Regions from separate parts of the Homo sapiens genome. Here region 2 is linked to region 1. A link is a loop called in an ENCODE intact Hi-C map of the cell type or tissue named here. Cell type or tissue: endothelial cell of umbilical vein. All regions are shown on one strand. Each heading gives the region's core, and the rest is flanking DNA. Links, peaks and the distances in the headings are about the cores only.

The links. Peaks named below come from ENCODE experiments on the same cell type or tissue, not always from the same donor. Only the 100,000 strongest peaks of a DNase experiment are listed, where the experiment ranks them.
Region 2: it touches region 1 in a loop (3-fold over the local background); 1 of 110 quality-filtered maps calls a loop at or near these places.

The regions. Positions count from the first base shown.
Region 1 is chr5:40,195,708-40,201,619 of GRCh38, reverse strand. No RefSeq gene overlaps it. Among named protein-coding and RNA genes, the nearest start is that of LINC00604, 42 kb to the left of the region's middle. In endothelial cell of umbilical vein, for the core only: no CTCF peak of the experiment used is centred there; a DNase peak (open chromatin) is centred at 2,689; H3K27ac peaks cover 860 bases.
Region 2 is chr5:40,035,086-40,040,997 of GRCh38, reverse strand. No RefSeq gene overlaps it. Among named protein-coding and RNA genes, the nearest start is that of LINC00603, 14 kb to the left of the region's middle. In endothelial cell of umbilical vein, for the core only: no CTCF peak of the experiment used is centred there; no DNase peak of the experiment used is centred there.

The sequences.
Region 1 (5,912 bases), core at 642-4,641:
TAACAATATATCTATATATAGACAACAAGCGGTAAACCTATATGCACTAAAATGCTTATAGTAATTATCTCTTGGTGGCAGGATTAGAGATTTTTTTGCTTCTTTAAGGAGAAGTAGAGTAGCACATTTATTATCTACTGTTGCTATAACAAATTACCACAAAGTTAATAGTTTAGAACAACACAAATTTATCTCACAGTTCCATAGTCAGAACTCTAGGAGGCCCAGCTCGTTTCTCTGCTCTGGGTTCCATGATGCCAAAATCAAGGTGCTAGTCAGCTAGGGCTCTTACATGAAGGCTCTGAAGAAGAATCTACTTTAGGCTCATTTAGGTTGTTGAAAGAATTCAGCTTCTTGTGGCTGTAGGACTCAGGTCCCCGTTTCCTTGCTGGCTGTCAGCCAGGGTTGTTCTCAACTTCTAAGGACTGCCACACTTTCCGGCTCATGGCTACTTTCATCTTCACATCCAGCAACAGTGGGTGAGGTCTCATGATTTACACCTTTCCTGACTTTTTATTCCATGGCATCTCTCTGACTGAATCCAGCTGGAGAAACTTCTCTGCTTTTTAGGCCTTGAGGAAATTAGATTGGATCCACTTGGATAATCCATGAACCTGTTAAATGCCACTGATTAGCAACCTTAATTCCATCTGGAAAGTCCCTTCCTCCATTAACATAACATACTCACATAACATAACAATACTCACAGGATCCATGGACTAGGGTAGAGACACATTTGGAGAGTGATTTTCTGGCCTACCACAATAGTGTAATGGTAATGGTATGGGCTTAGAGACATGTAATAAATAGACCTTGTTTTTATTTCAAAAGCTGCCATTCAATATATGTAGACCTTGTTATGTCATCCATGTCTCAGTTTTCTTGTGTACAAAATGAGGATAGTAAATATATTGATTTCACTGGATGTTTCTGAAAATTAAATCAGACACTATAATAAAAGCATATGCTGCAATTCTCAGTAAAGATTAGCCATGATATTGACATTTTTACTCTTGATACATTTCCATCTTTTCTACAATGAACTTATTTTAGAAATCATGAGAAAATCAATACAAATTTATTTTAAAGGCACGACTATTTAATTTCATTCATATGGTTATGTCTGTTGGAGAACCTATATTTTCCCATCCTTAAAATAACTTTTTCCTGTATTGCTTACTACCTGGAATTGATCTTCCATTTCAAATATATACATTGAAATATATATATACATTTATTTCCTCTGTCACCCAACTAGAGCAAGTGCTGGTAAAATATCAGTCTTGTTCCCTGCTGTATCTTTAGTGTTTAGAAAAATTCCTGATACTTAGTTGGTACTTTATAAATATATGTTAAATAAATTAACTTTTAATACATACATACAAACAAGAGCCTAATTTTACAAAATTTTGGATTACTTAGCAATTTTTCTTTAATATAAGTTTCCCAAAAGAAGAAAGTCTTTGTATTTTTATGCTGAAGTTTTTGAAAGTTTAAATTTTCCCTCATCTAAAATGTTCTTCCCAGTTAGCATATTTAAAATGTATTTGTTCTTATAAAACCTTCCAGTTTCAGGCAAGAGAGGTAAATCTACTCAATAATAAAAAATCACCTTGTTTTCTTTCTTTTCTTTTTTTTTTTTTTTTGACAAGGTCTCACTTTGGAGTGATGTGGTGGCATCTTAGCTCACTGTAACCTCCACCTCCCAGGTTCAAGCGATTCTCCCACCTGAGCCTGCAGAGTAGCCGGGATTATAGGCGTGAGTCACTGTGCCCAGCTAATTTCTTTGTATTTTTAGTAGAGACAGGATTTCACCATGTTGGCCAGGCTGGCCTCAAACTCCTTGCTTCAAGTGATCTTCCCGCTCAGCCTCCCAAAATGCTGGGATTACAGGCATGAGCCACCATATCCGGCTATATTGTTTTCTTTTAACTAACAAATCCTCGCATTAAAGACAGATTTCTAATTTAAATTATGAAAAACTGTAACATAATATCCAAGCCAGTGAGATTTATTTGCTTCTCTTGACAAGTAACTTTTGCTCTCAATATGTGTGACGGAACCTGAGATTTATGTTTTCAATGTGTAATGCAAATCTGTCCAAAACCTCTTCATGAGCTCACCTTCTGCCTTCCTAAATGTTCCAACTGCCTTCTTATGCTTGAAATTCCACAGCTGTGTTTCTTTTAGTAAGAGTATTTCCATTTTAAAGGGGATAACTTAGTGTGAGTAAATTTTAGAAAGACAAGATAAGGGAAAAAAGAAGCATAAATAGTGAAGAAGGATACTACATGAAGAAAGAGAAGACTACCATTAAGCAGGGGAGAGAGATGAGAATAGTATTGGAAGGTTGTGGGGGCTGAAAGACTAAATTCACCCTCATGACTCTGGAGCAGCTCTTTTCCTAAGATACCTATGAGTTAAAACTCAGAAATCTTAGTATATACACAATCCCACTTTGGCAAATGAGCTCAAAGCCTAATGAGGACCATGAAACAAGACTTCATTTTTTTGGTGGGATGAAGGGGTCATGGGAGAATCCAAATGTCCTCCAGAAAGACTAGATATACTTGGTCTCTCGGGTTGGTTAAAAGTAGGGAGCAACTCTGAAAGAGATGAAGATTCTATTCCATGTGGTAGATGATTGTGGGAAATGTGTGACTAATGCACACTTCCTGAGCCAAATCACATTTGGGCAGCTAACAACTTGGCTAATGTGCCTGCTCTGTGTGGATCTGATAGCATGAGATGAGGATGCTATATTACGGGCTTTGACTCAATCTTTACCAGGCCATTAAGTTAAAGGAATCCTGAAAATGAAATAGTCAATGAATATGTTATGGTTCAATGCAACAAAGATGAAAACTCATAATTACTATACAAAAGGGGAAACTCTATGAGTTTTGTGAAAAACAATCAATATAACGGAAGAAGAAACTCTTTTTTAAAAAAAAATAACATAAGGATGAACCATAACATTTCCACTAGACCAGTGTTATTCAAGCTTCATATAATCCATTAGTAAATTGTGAAATAAGTTTTGGGGATCCCATCTGAATTTTTTAAAGTGAAGTGGAATAAAATGGAAAAACAGACTGTACTACATATAGGCAGGGTAATTGTTGATGGTTTAAATGATACGTATGAACATGACTATTATTAAAAAAATCAATTCTAGGTAGATGAAGGCTCTAAATGTCAAAGGCATAGAGGTTTTATAGGATAACATAATACATTTATAGATTTGGTTATTGAAGGATAATATACTATATATATAGAGATAGATAGATAGATATAATGTGATCTCAAAGTTATATTTTACTGCAACCGATAATAACAAATGTTTCAAATTGCTCCAGAATACCAGGGGTTCATAACCTGAGGCCACAGAATATAGAGATCACAAACTTGAATAGGAAAAAATGGTATCTTTAGTTTCACTAATATTGAACTAAAATTTAGCATTACCTTCAGTTATGATTGCAGGAAACTTACCACAGTAATATTAGCAATACTAATACTGTGACATTGTCACCAATAAATATGGTATTTTATACCATATTATGATTATTTCTATTATGTAAAAATATTGAGTTCACTAGTACCCCAAAATTATAGTAGTTATTCTATTTCCCCAGACCTTGTTAATTCATGTGACTATTAAGAAACTCAGGTATTGTGATATTACAATTTTTAGCACTTTGACAACTATTCTAATACATGGGATTCCTTTGTTGTATTGTTTATTTAGTCATTACAAATATAAAATAGTATTTTAAAAAGATAAAAAGATAATTCATAGACTTCAGCAGAGTGCCCAGAGGGCCCAGGGCACCAAAAAAGAGGAGAAGAGAAAAGGAAAAAAACCTTGAAGAGAGCAATGAAATGCTGAAGGCAAAAGCTGTAACTTACTCTTGTTTGTATCTCCAGAATTTAGTCTAGTACCCAGAACATATTTGTTCTCAAAAATCATTGTTGGATTACACCCTAGTATGAAAGCATCAAGAATAAATTAGTAAACTGTGACTTGGTGGAAGGATTCACCAAGTAGATAATGTTTGAACGGGCTCTTGTAAAATGAGTAATAAGAGAACATAGTGAATAGCATATACACACTGATCAGTAAAGAACATGACTATTGTAAAAAAAATTAATTCTAGGTGGATGAAGGGTCTAAATGTCAAAGACACAGAGGTTTTGTAGGATAACATAAGATAATGCTTTTATGGATTTTGTTACTGACGAATTTCTGAAACATGACACAAAAAACATGTTGGGGAATTTTGATTATATTAAATCTAATAAATTATCTCCAACAAAAGTACCATAAAAACTCTATGAAGAGGATATAACAATTGTAAATATATATGTACCCACCATCAGAGGACCTAAATATCTAAAGCAAATATTAACAGATCTGGGAAGGAAGAAATACACAGCAACACAATAATAGTAGAGGACTTTGACACACCACTTTCAATAGCAGATAGACCATCCAGACAGAAAATGAATATGGCAACACTGGAGTTGAATTACACTTTAGACAGAATGGAACTATACAGACTCTTCCACCCAATAGTAGCAGAATAAACATTCTTCCTAAGTACACAGGAAACATTCTCCAGGCTATATCATATGTTAGGCTGCAAAACAAGTCTTAACAAATTTAAGAAGATTGAAATCATGTCAATATTTTCTGACCACAAAATTATGAATAACAAGAGGAAAACTAAAAAAAAGAGACAAATATGGGAAAATTAAACAACACACTTCAGAAGAGCTACTAGGTCAAAGAAGAAATCAAAAGGGAAAGTTAAAAAATATCTTGAATTTCATTTTATCTCCTTGTATAAGTTAGTTTTTGCTGCCTTAACACATTGCTCCAAAAGTTAATGGTTTTAAGATATTTAGCTCACAACTTTGAGTGTCAGCAATTTGGGCTGGCTTTTGTTGGCTGTTCTTTGTTTGTAATCATTTATGGTTCTGCACTTAAATGACAGTTGATAGGCCAATAATGTACCAGTTGTCTTTCTCTCAACTGCAATGATAGCTAGGGTTATAAGAGTAATTCTCTAAGTGTCTTTTAGCATCCATCTGGCCACTCTAGTCTTGTCCACATAGTAGTAGTTTTAGGGTTTCCAAGATCAGCAAGAGAGGGTGGACTCCAATATACAAGCATTTTTGAGTCCCCTGTTTGTGACAGGCTGGCTAATGCCCCACTGGACAAGGGAGGCCACTTAGCCAACTCAAGCTCAAGGAGTGAGAAACAGAGTTGACCTTTTCATAGGAGGCTCTGCAATGACACATAACACAAGGGGATGTAAGGAGGGATTTGGAGTCATCTTTATAATCTCACACTGATGAAATCAAACTGAAGAAATCAAGAAGTATTTTCTGTCTACCATTTATGGGTAGATCTATTTTAATCTTGTGTTATAGTCTAGTAATTGGCCTCTAATAAGTTTTCATCTAGTAATTAATAAGATGCTTTGTAAGGAGAGACTACTGTATATCTTGGGAGTCATATCATTCACCATTAGTTGAGTACTAAGGAATTTTCCTGTGTTCTTGCTTCAGTGTTTGGGAAATGAGTTCTAGAATAAAATTGTTTCATTTTGACTAAACATTTTTTTTCTTCGAGCTCTGCTTGTTGAAAACCTTAAGCTATTAATTTATTCAAAAACATTTGTTAAGTACTACCATGTACTGGATTTTGTGCTATCTGGTAAATAAAATCAGCACTTTACAAAATCTAACACATATTCTTTAAGAAAAGAGAAAATGGGCCGGGCACAGTGGCTCATGCCTATAATCCCAGCACTTCGGGAGGCCGAGGCGGGTTGATCACTTGAGGTCAAGAGTTCGAGACCAGCTTAGCCAACATGGCGAAACCCCGTCTCTACCAAAAATAC
Region 2 (5,912 bases), core at 1,306-5,305, 160 kb after region 1:
ATAGGAGCTGCTTTAACCAAGGCGGCGTTAGCAGAAGTTTCAACATCTTCAGGGGCAGCATGCGTTCCCACTCGCTCTCTTGTGCTTTTGTGTTTGCATGAGGAGAGCATGTCCAAGCTAGCTGGCTGTGCCAAAGTCAGTGAGGAGACATACAGAGTCAACTTGAACCCAGGCTGCAAATTGGACCCCAGTGGATGATCCTAGCTGAGCCACAGCTTGTCTTTATACCAATGAATGATAAATGAATTCTACTTGTTTTTGACTAGTGAGAACTTCAGTGTCATTTGTTACCTGGCCCTGGTTAGCACTAGTTGACTACTATATGACTCCACTTAACTATCTTTAGTACGGAGTTTATTTCTTTCCAAAGCTGTTCATATCATTTTACATTTAATTTGTTCGCATGTTTAAAAGTAATGGCTATAAATTCTCCCTGGTCACCTATGGAAATCCATGAACTGAGAAGCTAAATGTCTCTTAACATTAGATTATGGGCCTCTGCATAGTTTTCTTTTTGTCTATATAGTCCCATATAGCTTGGTATATTTCACCATATTTATTATTATAAATATGGAATACAGATTGGCTAATTTTATATATAGTTCTTTGTGATAGCAATTATAAAATTTACTTATGACAAGCGTACTCTTCCTCTTAAGTCACACTAGCTTATATAAAGCTAGATAAAAGTTTTTAAAAATTCTGTGCACTCAAATTCCTTGAGGTCTCTCTTTATTGCAAGATATGCTGCATATTGGTTTCACTGTGTTGCTGATAGGGATGACAGGGAAGGCACGCCACCTTCTGCAATGCTTGTGTGCATAGTCCTAACTTGACGGTAGCAGCTTCCTCTGTGTTTTGTATGGTCTAGAGAAGCTGCAATAACAGAAAGACCTACAAAAAGATTATAGATGCTTTTTTCTCTATTATGTTATAACCTCAGTTGTCTCATCTTCTAAATGAGGATCGAAATACTCATCTTATAGAGTTATAAAATACAGTAAGCGAGCTGTCCAGGAAGGGAGAACAGCTCTGATCCTCACAGTCACTGGTGTAATAAAATTCCTTCTAAGACATAACTGCATCAGCAAACAGGACATTTTCATCATATCTATGGCTAAAACTAAGTGCCCGACATGCTCAGGTTATAGCCAGTGGAAGGAGTAAGAGAAAGCAGATGCATTCCTACTTTTCTAAGGTTCCGGAAAAGAAGTGACACATATTACTTCTGTTCACATATCATTGTTGAGAACATAGTCATTTAGGCACATCTACCCAACAGGGGCCTGGGAAACATTAGCTCTAGTCAGGTAGTCAAGTCCTCAGCTACAACTCTATCACTATAAAACTTTCTAACACCTTTGCTACAGTTTGAGTGTTTGTGCCTGCACATCTCCATCCCACCAATTTATATGTTGAAATCCTCATCCCCAAGGTGATGGTATTAGGAGATAGGGCTTTTAAAGAGGTGATTAGGTCATGAGAGCTCAAGTACATTAATATAAGGCCTAAGGAAGCTCATTTGTCCCTTCCACCATGTGATGGTGCAGCAACATGACTTCTATAAACCCAGAAGTTGGTCCTCACTAATCTAATATGATTCTGCCAGCACCTTCATATTAGATTCCTCAGCTTTCATAACTGAAAAATAAATTTATGTTTTTTATAAACTACCAATATTATGACATTTTGTTATAGCATCCCAAATGGTCTAAGACAACCCTACCATCTGTTGGACAAAAAGATCTGCTGTCAACCTTTCTTCTACCTAAAGGAAAAGCCCTTTGTCTTTTACGCTTTTGCAATTTCTATATTGCTCCTGATGTCTAATGTATATTTTTGGGATCTTATGTACAAAGTTCCTATTTCAATTCTCTACTTTCTAGCAGTGTGATAATAAACAAGTTACTCTGGAATCTCAGTTGTCTCATTTTTTTTTTTTTTTTTTTTGAGACAGAGTCTTGCTCTGTCACCCAGGCTAGAATGCAGTGGCACGATCTCAGCTCACTGCAACCCCTGCCTCCCGGGTTCAAGTGATTCTCTTGCCCCAGACTCCTGAGTAGCTGGGATTACAGGCAGGTGCCACTGCACCCGGCTAATTTTTGTACTTTTAGTAGAGACGGCGTTTCACCATGTTGGCCAGGCTGGTCTCGAACTCCTGACCTCGTGATCCACCCACCTCGGCCTCCCAAAGTGCTAGAATTAGAGACGTGAGCCACTGCGCCTGGCCTCAGTTGTCTCATTTTTAAAGTGAAGGTAAAAATTATTCATCTTTTACAGATCTAAAATATAATAAAAAGTACATGAAAGCACTTTGAAGAGTAACTGGCATATGTTATACATCTAGTAAGTGTGTGCTATTGTAAATGTAGTCATCACATCGTTTTTAAAAACTTTTAATGGCAGGAGATGCTCATTGATTGGCCAGTACCACTAACACTGCTGCTGTTGTCATTGTTACTGGAGTGGACCTGAGACCTAGAGTCTGACATGAATGAGATCCAAAGAAGAAACTCTCACTTTCCTGCACCTCCAGCTGGTTGCTCCTCACACCATTCCCCAGAACTTTAGTCACGTCTGCTGTGTGGCATATTGGATTTGGTTGGAATGAGCCTTCTAGGACCTTTGCCCATCCTTGGATCCTGATTTCCACCAGTGTTGCTACCCCCTACTTCCCCAGAAACCCCTCTGCAATGGTACTAAAGATATCCAGTGCAAGCCACATAATTCTCTGCCAAGTGTGCATTGCGCCTGCTTGTGACGGAAGAAGAGATCTTTTTGCAAAGCTCCAAAAACTTGGCTGGGTCAGCTCCTGATCACCCCATGGAATTCTGGGGTCAGAGACATCCCAAAGCAGGCTTGTGCTGAGAATATTACAGTGAATCTGTGCGGGGGCTTACAATTCTATTTTGACACCAAATGTGTTTTCTGTCTTGCATATGCCGTAACAAGGTGGAGTGGGTTTCATCCAGGTTACTTAGAATACTGCCCCCCTCAGTGAAGAGGAACATAACCTTGGGTTTACAAGGAAATTTCCTGGCCTATATAATTTCACAATCTCTTGTGGTGGATAATTAACTTGTGCTTTTGCTCCCTGAGTTTAGTAGGCATATTCAGGCTTATCACTTCCTTCACCCAACAGACTCACTATAACTGCACTGTTCAATGTATTCACCACTAGTCAAATGGGATTATTGAGCTCTTTAAATTTGTCTAGTCTTAATTGAGGTGTGCAGAAATTTTAAATGTACACTGAGTCTCAAAGACTTCATATGGAAAAATTTGTAAATATAACTTTATTTTTTATACTGATTATGTTCAAATACTGTTTTAAATGTATAGAGTTATATATGGTGAAAATAAATGTGATATCCTTTTAATTTTTAAAAAATATATAGCTACTAGGAAATTTAAAATGACAGATGTGACCTATATTATATTTCTGTTGGGTGGCACTGCGATAGATTCTATGGGCCTGAGCCAAGTAGGGATTCAAACTTCAATTCTGTTTATCTCCCAGTAAAGTTGAAGACATTTCCAAGAAGTAGGTAGGCATTTACTTCAAAGACAGTCATAGTAAAATTACAATTTGTCAATGCAAGATGAATTATATAAAGACTCTTGATGATCACTAGATGACTCTAGGAATTTCATTGCTGTTATTAATCAAAACCATAAAGACAAAATATTTATGATCAGCAGTACCTGGGATTATGTAAATTATAGTTAAATTCTGTACATTTCAAATGATATCAATATCTACATAAGAATGACTTAAACAAGATGATGATTGGATGGCTCACTAACCCTTCAAAGACTGAAAATTAGAAAAGTTAAGAGATGCTCAATTTCATATGAACTGTTAGAACATGTATTTTTTATATACCCTTCTCATATACTTTCTCTTAATGTTAAACTAGAGTTAAAGTTAGTAGTGACAAGGTCTAAGCATGTCTTTGGAAAATTCTAATTAGCTGAGGATATTTCTCCCTTCACATTCTGGATGATAAAATAACAATTCTGTCAATTAGGAGAAACTCACATGAATGAGAATCTAGCTCTGAACTGAATTTCATTAGCTAAAAGCAGGGGTCTATATTAGCAGGGATAGTTCTTAAAGGTTAAACACTAGAGATACTGTTTCATTAACTTTTAGAAACCTGGTTTTTTAATTTATGTGTCTGTATCAGTCAGTATGCAATCAGAACAGCAGAGTCACAAGGAACCATATTTGTTCATTCACTCATTCATTCATCCAATCTTGTATTTGTATCAAGGGATTTTTCCCAGGCAGTAGACCTCATGCAATTATGAAAGTGGGAGCTAATTAAGTAGTCTCTGTGTAGCTGTGTCCTTGAATCTGCTGTGAAGGCTTGAAGTCCACAAAAAGAAGGGAAAATGCATATAAAGTGGGAGACAGTAGGAACAAACTGGAACCCACAAGTATCAGTTTTTACTGTCTCTCACCTTGATGGCAAGGGGTTCCTGCAGAAGCCAGTGCTCTTCATCAAGGAGCTAAAGATACACACACACACACACACACACACACACACACACACACACACACACACACACACACCCCGTGGAGAATCAGGAGAATTCAATGGAAGGTGGAGCAATTGTAGGCTGAGCTCCTGTCTTAGACCAACAAGGTAAGCCAGAGGATAAGTGACAATTTACGTGACCTACAAAAATAGCTGCTGCTTTACTTCTACCCTCCAAATCTTGCACAAGATTCTCTCTGTGTCTCACCCTAAGTGGAAAAACATATGGAAGGGAAATCTTGGAAATGTAGTTTAACCTAGCCATCACAGTGTAGCCTCAGCCGACACAATACCAAGCCATCACAGTGTGTCTTTATGTGTGTTTTTTTTCCTCCATGCTTTCAATCTGTCTCTCTCTGCACAGAGAGAATATATACATCAGGTAAGTATGGGTAAGTGTGTGTAGCCTTTCCTGGCATTCTCTTCCCTTTGTGTGTGTTTTCAAACACATTTGCATTTGTCTCTTAATGCTTCTCTCCCTGTTACTGTTTCTTTTGGGCCTATTTTCTTTTTTCTTTGACCCTCTACCTTTTCTTTCCTGTATTTTCACCTCTTGACCTCATGCCTGTTTGATTGCTTCACTCTCTTTTTCTGTTTTATGACCAAGAAACTAAATTGCTTTTAAAGTTTTTTAAAAAATCCACTTAGTGAATATATTTTATGGTCTCTATTCCTAACTTTCTAACTAATTTCAGGGCAATTTGGATTTATCTTTTTTTCCAAAAAGACCTTTTAAAAATGTTATATGGTTTTTTTGTAAAAAGACCTTTTAAAATATTATATGGTCCTAGATTAATGTTTTCTGTGAGTATATGGCCCTGGTATCAATGAGGTTTGTCTTTTGTGGTCTATTCAGTATGAAAAGTGATTGATTCTAGGCTCTAGTGGATGTCTTAGAGCAGCTCGGAGAGCCGCTATGTGTCACTTCTTGCCGCCACACAGCATTTGACCAGTATTCCATCTGGTTTTTAGAGTGTTTATCACCTCATTTCACTGCTTGCCTTTTCCAGGTTAAGGATTGCCTCATGAATGTCAAAGCATCACCTCTAAAATTAAGGGATTTTTAGAAAGCATTCTTTCTTAAAAGTTTTTCTTAGACTTTTAAAGCCATCACCCATTTATAACAATTACCAAATTATTAAACATGAAATTGCCCATATGGATATTGTTATTATCTTGTCATATTCTCAGGTGGACCAGATTAATAGAACATTTTTCTCCATAGCCTAAATTCACGAGAGTTTGAGTTTGGGGGAAAGGTAATTAGAAAGCACCAAGCATTACTTAGTATGGTACTGGGGCATTAACCAATAAGGAAGATGGGACTTGCTGGAGAATAGTAGAGGGCATTGGGTTTTATGATAAAGA